Regions from separate parts of the Homo sapiens genome. Here region 2 is linked to region 1. A link is a loop called in an ENCODE intact Hi-C map of the cell type or tissue named here. Cell type or tissue: mammary epithelial cell. All regions are shown on one strand. Each heading gives the region's core, and the rest is flanking DNA. Links, peaks and the distances in the headings are about the cores only. Region 1 has its middle 5.3 kb from the start of HSD17B6. Region 2 overlaps LRP1 (LDL receptor related protein 1).

Region 1 (5,371 bases), core at 207-5,206:
CTTTTCCTTCGTATTTACAACTTGGCTAATTGCTTGGTGCAAGGGGCCTAGGTTTTGGTCTGTCTCAGCTTTCAACATTCCTTTCTCACTAAGCTTAATCATTTCTACGTTTTGATTTAAAGTGAGAGATGTGGGGCTCTTTTTGTCACTTGAATACTTAGAGGTCATTGTAGGGTTGTTAATTGGCTTAGTTTCAATATTGTTGTGTCTTAGGGAATAGGGAGGCCTGAGGAGAGGGAGAGAGAGAGGAGAACAGCATATTGGCAGAACAGTCAGAACACACACAACATTTATTGATTAAGTTTGTCTTCTTATATAGGCACAGTTCGTTGCACCCCCAAACAATTACAATAGTACCTCAAAGATCACTGATCACGGATCACCGTAACAGATACAATAATAATGAAAAAGTTTGAAATATTGCAAGGATTACCAAAATGTGACATAGAGACATGAAGCAAACACATGCTGTTGGAAAAATTGCACTAATAGACTCACTGTATGTAGGGTTGCCACAAAGCTTCAATGTGTAAAAAATGCAATATCTTTGGAGCATAATAAAGTGAAGCACAATAAAATGAGGTATTCCTGTATATAGCTTTTGCCATGATGTCAGGTACCATTTTATGAATTTATCCCTCATGAGAACTCTATGCGGTAGTTGCCAACATCATCCCTATTTTCTTTTTCTTTTCTTTTCTTTTTTTTGAGACGGAGTCTTTTTCAGTCGCCCAGGCTGGAGTGCAGTGACGCGATCTTGGCTTACTGCAAGCTCCGTCTCCTGGGTTCACGCTATTCTCCTGCCTCAGTCTCCTGAGTGGCTGGGACTACAGGTGTCCGCCACCACGCCCGGCTAATTTTTTTTGTATTTTTTTAGTAGAGATGGGGTTTCACCATGTTAGCCAGGATGGTCTCGATCTCCTGACCTTGTGATCCACCCGCCTCAGCCTCCCAAAGTGCTGGGATTACAGGCGTGAGCCACCACGCCTAGCCTCTTTTTTTTTTTTTTTTTTTTTTTAACGCTTTTCCTGTTTGGAAGGAAAAAGTGCAGCTCGCTGCCAGCAGTCATTTAATTTTACATAAGCATGCTCTTTGAGGCTGAAACAAATCTGACTGATTTCCAATGTGAAAATAAAATATAAAAACTGTTCTTGGAGTTCTTTCTCTCTCTCTCTCTCTTTCTTTCTTTCTCTTTCTTTTTCTTTCTCTCTCTCTCTCTCTCTTTCTCTCTCTTTCTTTCTTTTGAGGTAGAGTCCCGCTCAGTCGCCCAGGCTGGAATGCAGTGGTGCAATCTCGGCTCACTGCACCCTCTGCCTCCCAGGCTCGAGCCATTCTCCTGCCTCAGCCTCCTGAGTAGCTGGGATTACAGGTGCCTGCCCACATGCCCGGCTAATTTGTGTATTTTTAGTAGAGATGGGGTTTCACCATGTTGGCCAGTCTGGTCTTGAACTCCTGACCTGAGGCGACCCACCCACCTCATCCTCCCAAAGTGCTGGGATTACAGGTGGGAGCCACTGCGCCTGGCCTCTTGGAGTTATTTCTAAACAGAACTAACATTAAAGTCATTGGAATAATTAGAATTGTGGATTAATCAAAGAATGATGTTAACATCATACATAGGAATTCAGCATTTTCTAGGATTTGACAGTTTTAATGATCAGAATTACTGTATTTTGTAAGTGGAAGTACCACTACTGAAAACAGAATGCTGTTAATAGAATGATGTCTTTTGTTTCCAAAGTCAGTAATACTAGAGCAATATGAAAATAATAAAAGCAAGATATTTCACGGCAAAGTTATCTCTGGATAAATGCTGCAGCTACAAGTGCTGCCAGCAAGTATTCTTGGGGCAAATGGGAAAAGGGTTAAATTTTAAATTTATTGTTATTTTTATTTTTTGTAGAGATGGGATCTCACCGTGTTGTCCAGGCTGGTCTCGAACTTCTGGGCTCAAGCAATCAGCCCACCTCGGGTATATTAAGTATATTCAGAGGAACGGGCCAGGCCAGGTGGCTCATGCCTGTAATCCCAGCACTTTGGGAGGCCGAGACAGGCAGATAATGAGGTCAGGAGTTTGAAACAAGCCTGGCCAGCATAGTGAAACCCCATCTCTACTAAAAATACAAAAAAATTACTAGCCGGGCGTGGTGGCATGTGCCTGTAGTCCCAGCTACTCGGGAGGCTGAGGCAGGAGAATCGCTTGAACCAGGGAGTCGGAGGTTGCAGTGAGCTGAGATGGCGCCACTGTACTGCAGACTGGCGACAGAGTGAGACTCCATTTCAAAAAAAAAAAAAAAAAAAAAAAAAGTGCTCTGGCATAGAGGCCTTTATCTCAAATGCCACTGGGAGGCAGTATCACCATTCAGTTTGTTTCCCTTTGTGATTTCATACACATAGGTGCAAACCCCTTTTTTCCTTCAGTCCTTATGCTACCTGGCTCTACCATCGTTTTTAGTCTTTTTTTGTGGTATATCTATCAGCCTCAAGTTTCTTGCCCCATGTTGTTTGCAGACTTCGACACTTGCCTCATTGATTGCCTGTCTAGTTTAAGTCCTATTGTTATTCTGGGTGTTTTTAGCATCTGAAAGGATGATCTATTCTGTAAAGGTATGGTTGATTCAGTCATTCATGAATTCATTCATTTATTCCACAAATAGTTAATGAACATATGTGTTGGGCACTGAGATGAACTGTGGGGAAAATAATTAATGACATTATTTCTGCTTCTGAGAAAGCTATATCATACTAGGGGCAATAGACACAAATAAAAAAGTGTAATGAATGAGCTGGGCATGGTGGCTCATGTCTGTAATCCTAGCATTTTGATAGGCAGAGGCAGGTGGATCACTTGAGCTCAGAAGTTTGAGACCAGCCTGGCCAACATGGCGAAACCCCATCTCTACAAAAAATACAATAATTAGTGTGGCATGGTTGCTCATGCCTGTAGTCCCAGGGAGGCTGAGGTGGATTGCTTGAGCCCAGGAGGTTGAGGCTGCAGTGAGCTGTGATTATGCCACTGTACTCCAGCCTGGTGATAGAGCAAGACCCTGTCCCCCCGCCCCAAAAAAGCGTAATGAAGTATTATAGGTGCATTTTTAACCCAACTGTCTATTTGTTTTGCCATGTTCTTAAGACATGGATAAGATTAGTACAGGGAACACAGGCACAAAAGTATAAATGGCACTTTTGGGAAGCTGCCAATAGTTTCATATGGACAGAGCCCAGACTTCAAGGGAGGGTATAGTGAGAGATGGGGCTAAGAGGTAAGCCATGGTCAGAGCATTGCCTGCCAAGTTAAGGAGTGTGGAAGTAAAAATTATTCATCATCTACTTTATTTGGTTAAAATGAAAATAAACTATTGATCCTATTAATATTTGACAAGAAGCCTTGGGAGTTAAAATCCTGTTGAAGTAAGTAAGTTGCTTGAAAACTTGGAGTACTCCTATGTTAGTTATTTTCCTTGTTAATAAAATAAAGAAGAGAAGATTAGAAAATATGTTACAGGACCAACAGGTTTGTATGCCCACTGCACAGCAACATACCAATACACTGAGACAGTAGGGTTTGCAGCAGAGAAAGAGTTTAATGATTGCAGGGCGGCTGAGCAAGGAGATGAGAGGAGATCTTCAAGTCCATCTCCCTGAGGAGTTCTGGGCTGGGGTTTTTAAGGGGATTGTGGAGAATGAGGGACTGGAAAATTGGGGTCATTGAGTGGTTGGGGTCAAAGGGATGAAGTCGTCAGGATGTGGAAACTGCATTCAGTGAGTCAGCTCCTTGTATGATCCTTCAGAACTGCTGATGTCGATGGGGTCCTTCAGATCAGCTGACCTCATTAGTTTCACTGGTGTGCAGGACCTGAAAGGATATCTCAAATGGAAACAACATTTTATAATGTTCAAGTTGTTATCTATAATAGAGCAGTTAAGGGGAACTATACTGTCTGATCTATGTGATTCTAGGACAATATGCCTAAACAACGATGAGAAAGCAGGTCAGAGAGCCGGCTGACCTAATGATTAATGCTGAATGTGTTGCAAGCTTGGTTTGTTTTCATTTCTTTCTCTCCCTGCTTTCCTGATTAATTTTCAAAGGTTCATAAGGACAGTTTCAAATATGTTCTATTGACACAGGAGCATAATAAACAAAAGGAGAATGGGGCCAAAGTCACATCTCAGTTTAAATATGATAAGCTCTGTCTCTTGTTATCATAAACTACTGAAAAGTAGCAGAGAGTTCCATCATATTTGTTTAAATGCCAGAGTTTTGGATTGATCTCACAGGAATGTTCCCTCTAACAGAGCACGTGATGATCACAAAGCCAATAAAACGTGTTCTGGGACGTTGCAATTGCTCTTTAATCTATTTGGTGCGTTTGGTATAGGAAACTGAGTATTTAAAACCTAAACTGTAAATTAACCTACCAGACTTTAGATAAGCAATCTGCCAATATAAATATTGTGTAGGTTCTCTTGTTAGCCATAAGGCTATACATGTTTTGGCTCTAGCTTTCTCCTTGCAGACTGCTTGAAATAAAGGATTGGCAGATTCACATTAAAGCACAACATTAAGCCTTGTTCCTTCATAGGAATTTGGATTTGTGTGAAGACAATGGGAAGCCATGGAAGGGTTTTTTTTTTTTTTTTCAGAGTGTCACTCTGTCACCCAGGCTGGAGTGCAGTGACGCCATCTCAGCTCAAGCGATGACCCTTGGGTTCAAGCGATTCTCATGCATCAGCCTCCCTAGTAGCTGGAATTACAGTTATGTGCCACCATTCCCAGCTAATTTTTTTGTATTGGTAGTAGAGGTGGGGTTTTGCCATGTTGGCCAGGCTGGTCTCGAACTCCTGACCTCAACTGATTCACCTGCCTTGGCCTCCCAAAGTGCTGGGATTACAGATGTGAGCTACCATTCCTGGCTCATTGAAGGGTTTTAAGCAGAGTAGAAACATAATCAGAGTTGTGTTTTGTTTGTTTGTTTGTTTATTTATGAGACAGGGTCTCTGTCATCCAAGCTGGAGTGCAGTGGCATGATCATGGCTCACTGCAGCTTCAACCTTCCCAGGCTCAGGTGATCCTCCCACCTCGGCCTCCCGAGTAGCTGGGATTATGGGCATGTGCCACCACACCCGGCTAATTTTTGTATTTTGTGTAGAGACGGGGTTTTGCAATATTGGCCAAGCTGGTCTCGAACTCCTAGGCTCAAGTGATCTTCCCACCTCGGCCTTCCAAAGTGCTGGGATTACAGGTGTGAGCCACCGCCCCCGGCCTCAGAGTTGTGTTTTATAAATAAACTCTGGAGCCCTGTAGAGGGCAAATAGGAGGGTAGAGAGAAACCAGAGGTGGAGCAATCCTAGCAGACTGTTGCCGGAA
Region 2 (5,371 bases), core at 256-5,255, 420 kb after region 1:
GGGCCCTCATAGTGCACCTGTCCCTCAGCTCGGTGCATCAGCAAAGCGTGGGTGTGTGATGGCGACAATGACTGTGAGGATAACTCGGACGAGGAGAACTGCGAGTCCCTGGCCTGCAGGCCACCCTCGCACCCTTGTGCCAACAACACCTCAGTCTGCCTGCCCCCTGACAAGCTGTGTGATGGCAACGACGACTGTGGCGACGGCTCAGATGAGGGCGAGCTCTGCGGTGAGGCCTGGTCCCAGGAGAAGGGTAGGGAGGGTGGCTGGGTAGGAGTCTGGGCCAAGGACAGTCTTTGGGGGACCTGAGTCTAGGAGAGAGCAGCTCTGGCAGCCGGGCAGGCGAGCAGCACCCAGAGTGGTCACCAGCAGCCTGTGTGGACCTGGCGCTCCCCATGGCGCTGTGCTGAGTGAGCCACGCCATTAGAGCAGTTTATCCACAAGGCATCCCTGGGGGCCAGGTGCTCTGTTTTCTCCGTTTGACAGATGGGAGCACTGAGGCATGGAGGGGTTCCATAGTGGTCCCCCAGACTTGGGCCAAGGTAGTACAGCTCCTAAACTGCTGTGGAGACTCAGACCCCTTGCCCACATGCATACCACAGAGAGATGCGGAGTGCTCTTGTGGAGACAAAGGCACCAGGGTTGACTGCTGATGGTCAGGGCAGGCTTCCTGGAGGATGTGGGGATTGCATGGGGTTCCCAAGGACAGGCAGTACTTGCAGAGTGAGTGAGAAGGCATGGGGGCAGGCGCGGTGGCTCACACCTGTCATTCCAGCACTTTGGGAGGCTGAGGCGGGCAGATCACTTGAGCTCAGGAATTTGAGATCAGCCTGGCCAACATGGTGAAACCCTGTCTCTGCTAAAAATACAAAAATTAGCCGGACATGTCTGCAGTCCCAGCTACTTGGGAGGCAGAGGCAGGAGACTCGCTTGAACCTGGGAGGCGGAGGTTGCAGTGAGCCAACATCCTGCCACTGCACTCCAGCCTGGGCGACAGAGCAAGACCCCATCCCAAACAAACAAACAGGCAAGGGGAGGAGGGTGCCCATTCAAGACCAAAAGAGATGAGGTTGGGGGAGTCCAGGAGTCAGGGAGGACCATGTGGTGTGACTTGGGGATGAGGAGCAGAGCAGCCTTATCTGGTCCTCTTAGCCAGGCAGAGCCCCCAGTTCCTTGGAAGGGAGGAGTGGAAGATAAGGCCACAGGGACTGGCTGGGAGAACTGCCGACAGGCTATCAGTCAGGCTGGCAGTTTCCAGGGTGTGCCAGAGGACCAAGGGTGGTATAGGCCCTGCTGCACCCCACCCCAAACCCCTCCAAATCAGGAGAGATCAGCACAAGGGGACTGGACCTAAGGACCTCCCAGGGTCCCTCCCAGGGAGGCAAAAAGCTGGGGCCCCCGCCCTGGGCCCAAGAAGGCAGGAACATATCGAGACCAGACAGAGATATTGAGGGGTGCTCCCTGTGGGAAGGGGAGGTATGGTGCCAGCTGGTGGGTGCAAGGGTCCCAACTCTGGTCCTGAGGGAGCCCAGGAAGTCCTGGGCTGAAGCTCAGCCTGAAGCTCAGCAGGAATGGAGACGAATGGGGCCGTGGGCAGGGCACAAGGACTTGGTCCAGGCTGCCCAGGACTTGGGGCCCAGCAGGGCCGTGGTCTTGCCTCCTCTCAGCTTCTGACCCTGGGTCTGTTCCATGCCTGCCCCTCCCCTAGACCAGTGCTCTCTGAATAACGGTGGCTGCAGCCACAACTGCTCAGTGGCACCTGGCGAAGGCATTGTGTGTTCCTGCCCTCTGGGCATGGAGCTGGGGCCCGACAACCACACCTGCCAGATCCAGAGCTACTGTGCCAAGCATCTCAAATGCAGCCAAAAGTGCGACCAGAACAAGTTCAGCGTGAAGTGCTCCTGCTACGAGGGCTGGGTCCTGGAACCTGACGGCGAGAGCTGCCGCAGCCTGGGTGAGACAACAGTGAGGTGTGGTGGGGCAGGCCGAGGCAGGCCTCTGAGCTGCAGTGGGTTGGGCTTGGTGGCCAGGTGCCAAAGGCTGAGTTTTCCACCCTAGCCCCCAGTGCCCGGACCAGCAGAGACCTGCCTGCGCCAGGACGGGTGGCACACAGGCAGCTAGCCCCTTGCTGACCCCATCACATCCCTCCCATCCCAGACCCCTTCAAGCCGTTCATCATTTTCTCCAACCGCCATGAAATCCGGCGCATCGATCTTCACAAAGGAGACTACAGCGTCCTGGTGCCCGGCCTGCGCAACACCATCGCCCTGGACTTCCACCTCAGCCAGAGCGCCCTCTACTGGACCGACGTGGTGGAGGACAAGATCTACCGCGGGAAGCTGCTGGACAACGGAGGTGACCACCGATTGCTGCCAGGCAGGATGCACACAGGCGGAGCGCTCAGGCGCTAGGGGCCACAGGTCCCATCCAAGTGGCCCCAAAGCAGAGGCTTGGCTCCCCCATCCCCCACACTTCTGTTCATTGGGTTAGATTTTGCTGTGGGTCTCCATGCCTGACGCCCCGTAATTATCGTCAGCAGAACTGCCAGCCTGATAATTAACAAAATGATCAGCCTTACCTTTGAATGGCCTGGAGCTCTGCTCCCCAGATCTAGAATTGCAGGCTTGAAAGAAAAAAGCCACTTAGGAGTGGCGTACCTGAACGCTGCTTTCTGTCCCAGGCAGCGTGGTGCACCCCAGACTTCCTTCAGTCACACACAATAGTGAGTGCCCACTGTACACACTGGGCAGTGGGCATGCAGCAGTGATCAAAACAGGCTGTTTTCAGTTGTGTGGTCAAGGAAGGTCCCCTGAGAAGGTGACATCTGAGCAAAGGCTTCTAAGAGGCACATTTTACTAGAGAAGTTTGTATTGTTTGTAATAATACAAACTTGAATTTGAAACCATTACAAATGTCCATCAACGAGGGGGGAGGCTAAGTAAACTGTGATGATATCCACACTGTGCAACAGTCTCTAAAACAATGAGGCACACACATAATGTATTAGCATGGAAAAATCTTTATGGCAGTCACTTGAGCTCAAGCAGTTGAGGCTGCCGTGAGCCATGATCATGCCACTGCATCCAGCCTTGGTGACAGAAGACCCTGTCTCAAAAAAAAAAAAAAAGTTGGGGAGACAATAGGAGTCCTACTCTTGAATATGGGCACATCAGAAACTTTGGCAGAAGTGCCAGGGTTGAGGGTGGGTCATCGAGGGCTCCCAGGATTTCACACATTCATGCACAGCTCCCCAGGAGACGCTAACCTTTCACTGCCCTCTCTTCTCCAGCCCTGACTAGTTTCGAGGTGGTGATTCAGTATGGCCTGGCCACACCCGAGGGCCTGGCTGTAGACTGGATTGCAGGCAACATCTACTGGGTGGAGAGTAACCTGGATCAGATCGAGGTGGCCAAGCTGGATGGGACCCTCCGGACCACCCTGCTGGCCGGTGACATTGAGCACCCAAGGGCAATCGCACTGGATCCCCGGGATGGGTGAGGACCTTGCCCAGCCTTCTCCTGGCCCCATGGCCCCCCTGAAGTCCCATTCAGCCTGGCCAGGGACACCTTACTCCTCAGTGCCATCTGCCTCCTCCCACCCTCTACCTACGATCCCACCACAGTCGCTCCCTGAGGGCCCTGACTTTAGCCCTCCTGACCCCTCCCCACTCCCCAGGATCCTGTTTTGGACAGACTGGGATGCCAGCCTGCCCCGCATTGAGGCAGCCTCCATGAGTGGGGCTGGGCGCCGCACCGTGCACCGGGAGACCGGCTCTGGGGGCTGGCCCAACGGGCTCACCGTGGACTACCTGGAGAAGCGCATCCTTTGGATTGACGCCAGGTCAGCACCCTCTGTGCCCTGAGAAGGCCCAAGTCTGTGGCACCAGGACGGGGTGGGGAGGAACCTGTGGTGATGAGGGTGATGAGAAGGACCAAGGGATCTAGAACTAGGAACGGTGGCAAAGGACTGGGCACAGGAGGAGGAGGACGGAGGGGCGTGGGGAGGCCAGGGCCGAGGGGAGGGGGCAGGTAGAGGAGGCGGAAGCAGGGCCATCAGCTGTGGTTATTCACACTGTACCATCCTCTCCACTCACCTGTCCTCTCCACTCTGTTCCCTCTGCTGGGGCTGTGTCTGCCCAGAGGGAGGGGAAACTTCTTTCTAATTGGTCTGCCCAGGGAGGGTGCCTTTTTCTTTTCTTTTTTTTTTTTTTTTTTTGAGACAGAGTCTCGCTCCGTCGCCCAGGCTGGAGTGCAGTGGCGCGATCTCGGCTCACTGCAGGCTCCGCCCCCCGGGGTTCACGCTGAGGGTGCCTTTTTCTGACTTTCATCAAAGCCCTGAGTGCTGACAGCAGCCCTGGGGAGAAGTGACCGAAAGATTCCCTTGGGGCTTGGGAATCGGGGCCTGAGAGGTGAAACCTGGACCTGTTGGGTTCTCACACCTTGGTCCTTCTGTCTGTCTGCTCTGGCCAGCAAGGCTTAGGGGAGGGAATGGTCCCATGCTCTTCGCTGGGAGGGCTGTGGCCAGGGCCCAGAGGGTGGGCACCTGGGCAGAGCTCTGAGGGCTGAGATCCCAGCTGGCATCCTCATTCTGCTCCATCATGCTCTTAGGTCAGATGCCATTTACTCAGCCCGTTACGACGGCTCTGGCCACATGGAGGTGCTTCGGGGACACGAGTTCCTGTCGCACCCGTTTGCAGTGACGCTGTACGGGGGGGAGGTCTACTGGACTGACTGGCGAACAAACACACTGGCTAAGGCCAACAAGTGGACCGGCCACAATGTCACCGTGGTACAGAGGACCAACACCCAGCCCTTTGACCTGCAGGTGTACCACCCCTCCCGCCAGCCCATGGGTAAGGGGCTCGGGGCCTCGAGCAGCCGGAAGGGAGCCAGCAGCCTCTTTAGAAGCTGTAGAAGCTCTTAGGAGAGGAGAGGGCAGTGAGAACAGGAGCAAGTCTGTGCTGGGATGGCAGGGGTAGGCCGGCTGTTGACAGAGGCACTGTCTAGCAGCAGAGAAGGGTCTAGTAGTAGCGGCTGCTGGAACAGGGGGAGGAGAGTGGGCGAGGAAGGGGTGGTCCATGTAGGGAGCAGCAAGTCACAGGATGCTCTGGCTTCTTCTCTTCTCCACCCTGCCCCCAGCTCCCAATCCCTGTGAGGCCAATGGGGGCCAGGGCCCCTGCTCCCACCTGTGTCTCATCAACTACAACCGGACCGTGTCCTGCGCCTGCCCCCACCTCATGAAGCTCCACAAGGACAACACCACCTGCTATGGTAGGAGCCCCTCCCTCCAGAGCCAGTGAGCAACTGAGGCTGGAGGGAAGGCCGCAGGCCCCAGGATCCCGGTTGTCAGCTAAGGCAGAGTCCCAGTCGGG

Evidence for each region. Hi-C counts contacts between places; a loop is a spot of excess contacts. Peaks named below come from ENCODE experiments on the same cell type or tissue, not always from the same donor. Only the 100,000 strongest peaks of a DNase experiment are listed, where the experiment ranks them.
Region 2: a loop joins it to region 1, with 4 times the contacts of the local background. A loop is called at or near these places in 10 of 110 quality-filtered maps.

The regions. Positions count from the first base shown.
Region 1 is chr12:56,755,338-56,760,708 of GRCh38, forward strand. No RefSeq gene overlaps it. Among named protein-coding and RNA genes, the nearest start is that of HSD17B6, 5.3 kb to the right of the region's middle. In mammary epithelial cell, for the core only: a CTCF peak has its summit at 2,346 (motif pointing right); a DNase peak (open chromatin) is centred at 2,364.
Region 2 is chr12:57,173,752-57,179,122 of GRCh38, forward strand. LRP1 (LDL receptor related protein 1) reads left to right here. Exons shown (of 89, transcript NM_002332.3): 22 at 29-229; 23 at 1,709-1,954; 24 at 2,158-2,355; 25 at 3,290-3,494; 26 at 3,676-3,840; 27 at 4,608-4,852; 28 at 5,139-5,270. Among named protein-coding and RNA genes, the nearest start is that of MIR1228, 18 kb to the right of the region's middle. RefSeq lists an enhancer at 2,813-4,012. In mammary epithelial cell, for the core only: a CTCF peak has its summit at 2,294 (motif pointing left); DNase peaks (open chromatin) are centred at 1,950 and 3,290; H3K4me3 peaks cover 254 bases; H3K27ac peaks cover 627 bases.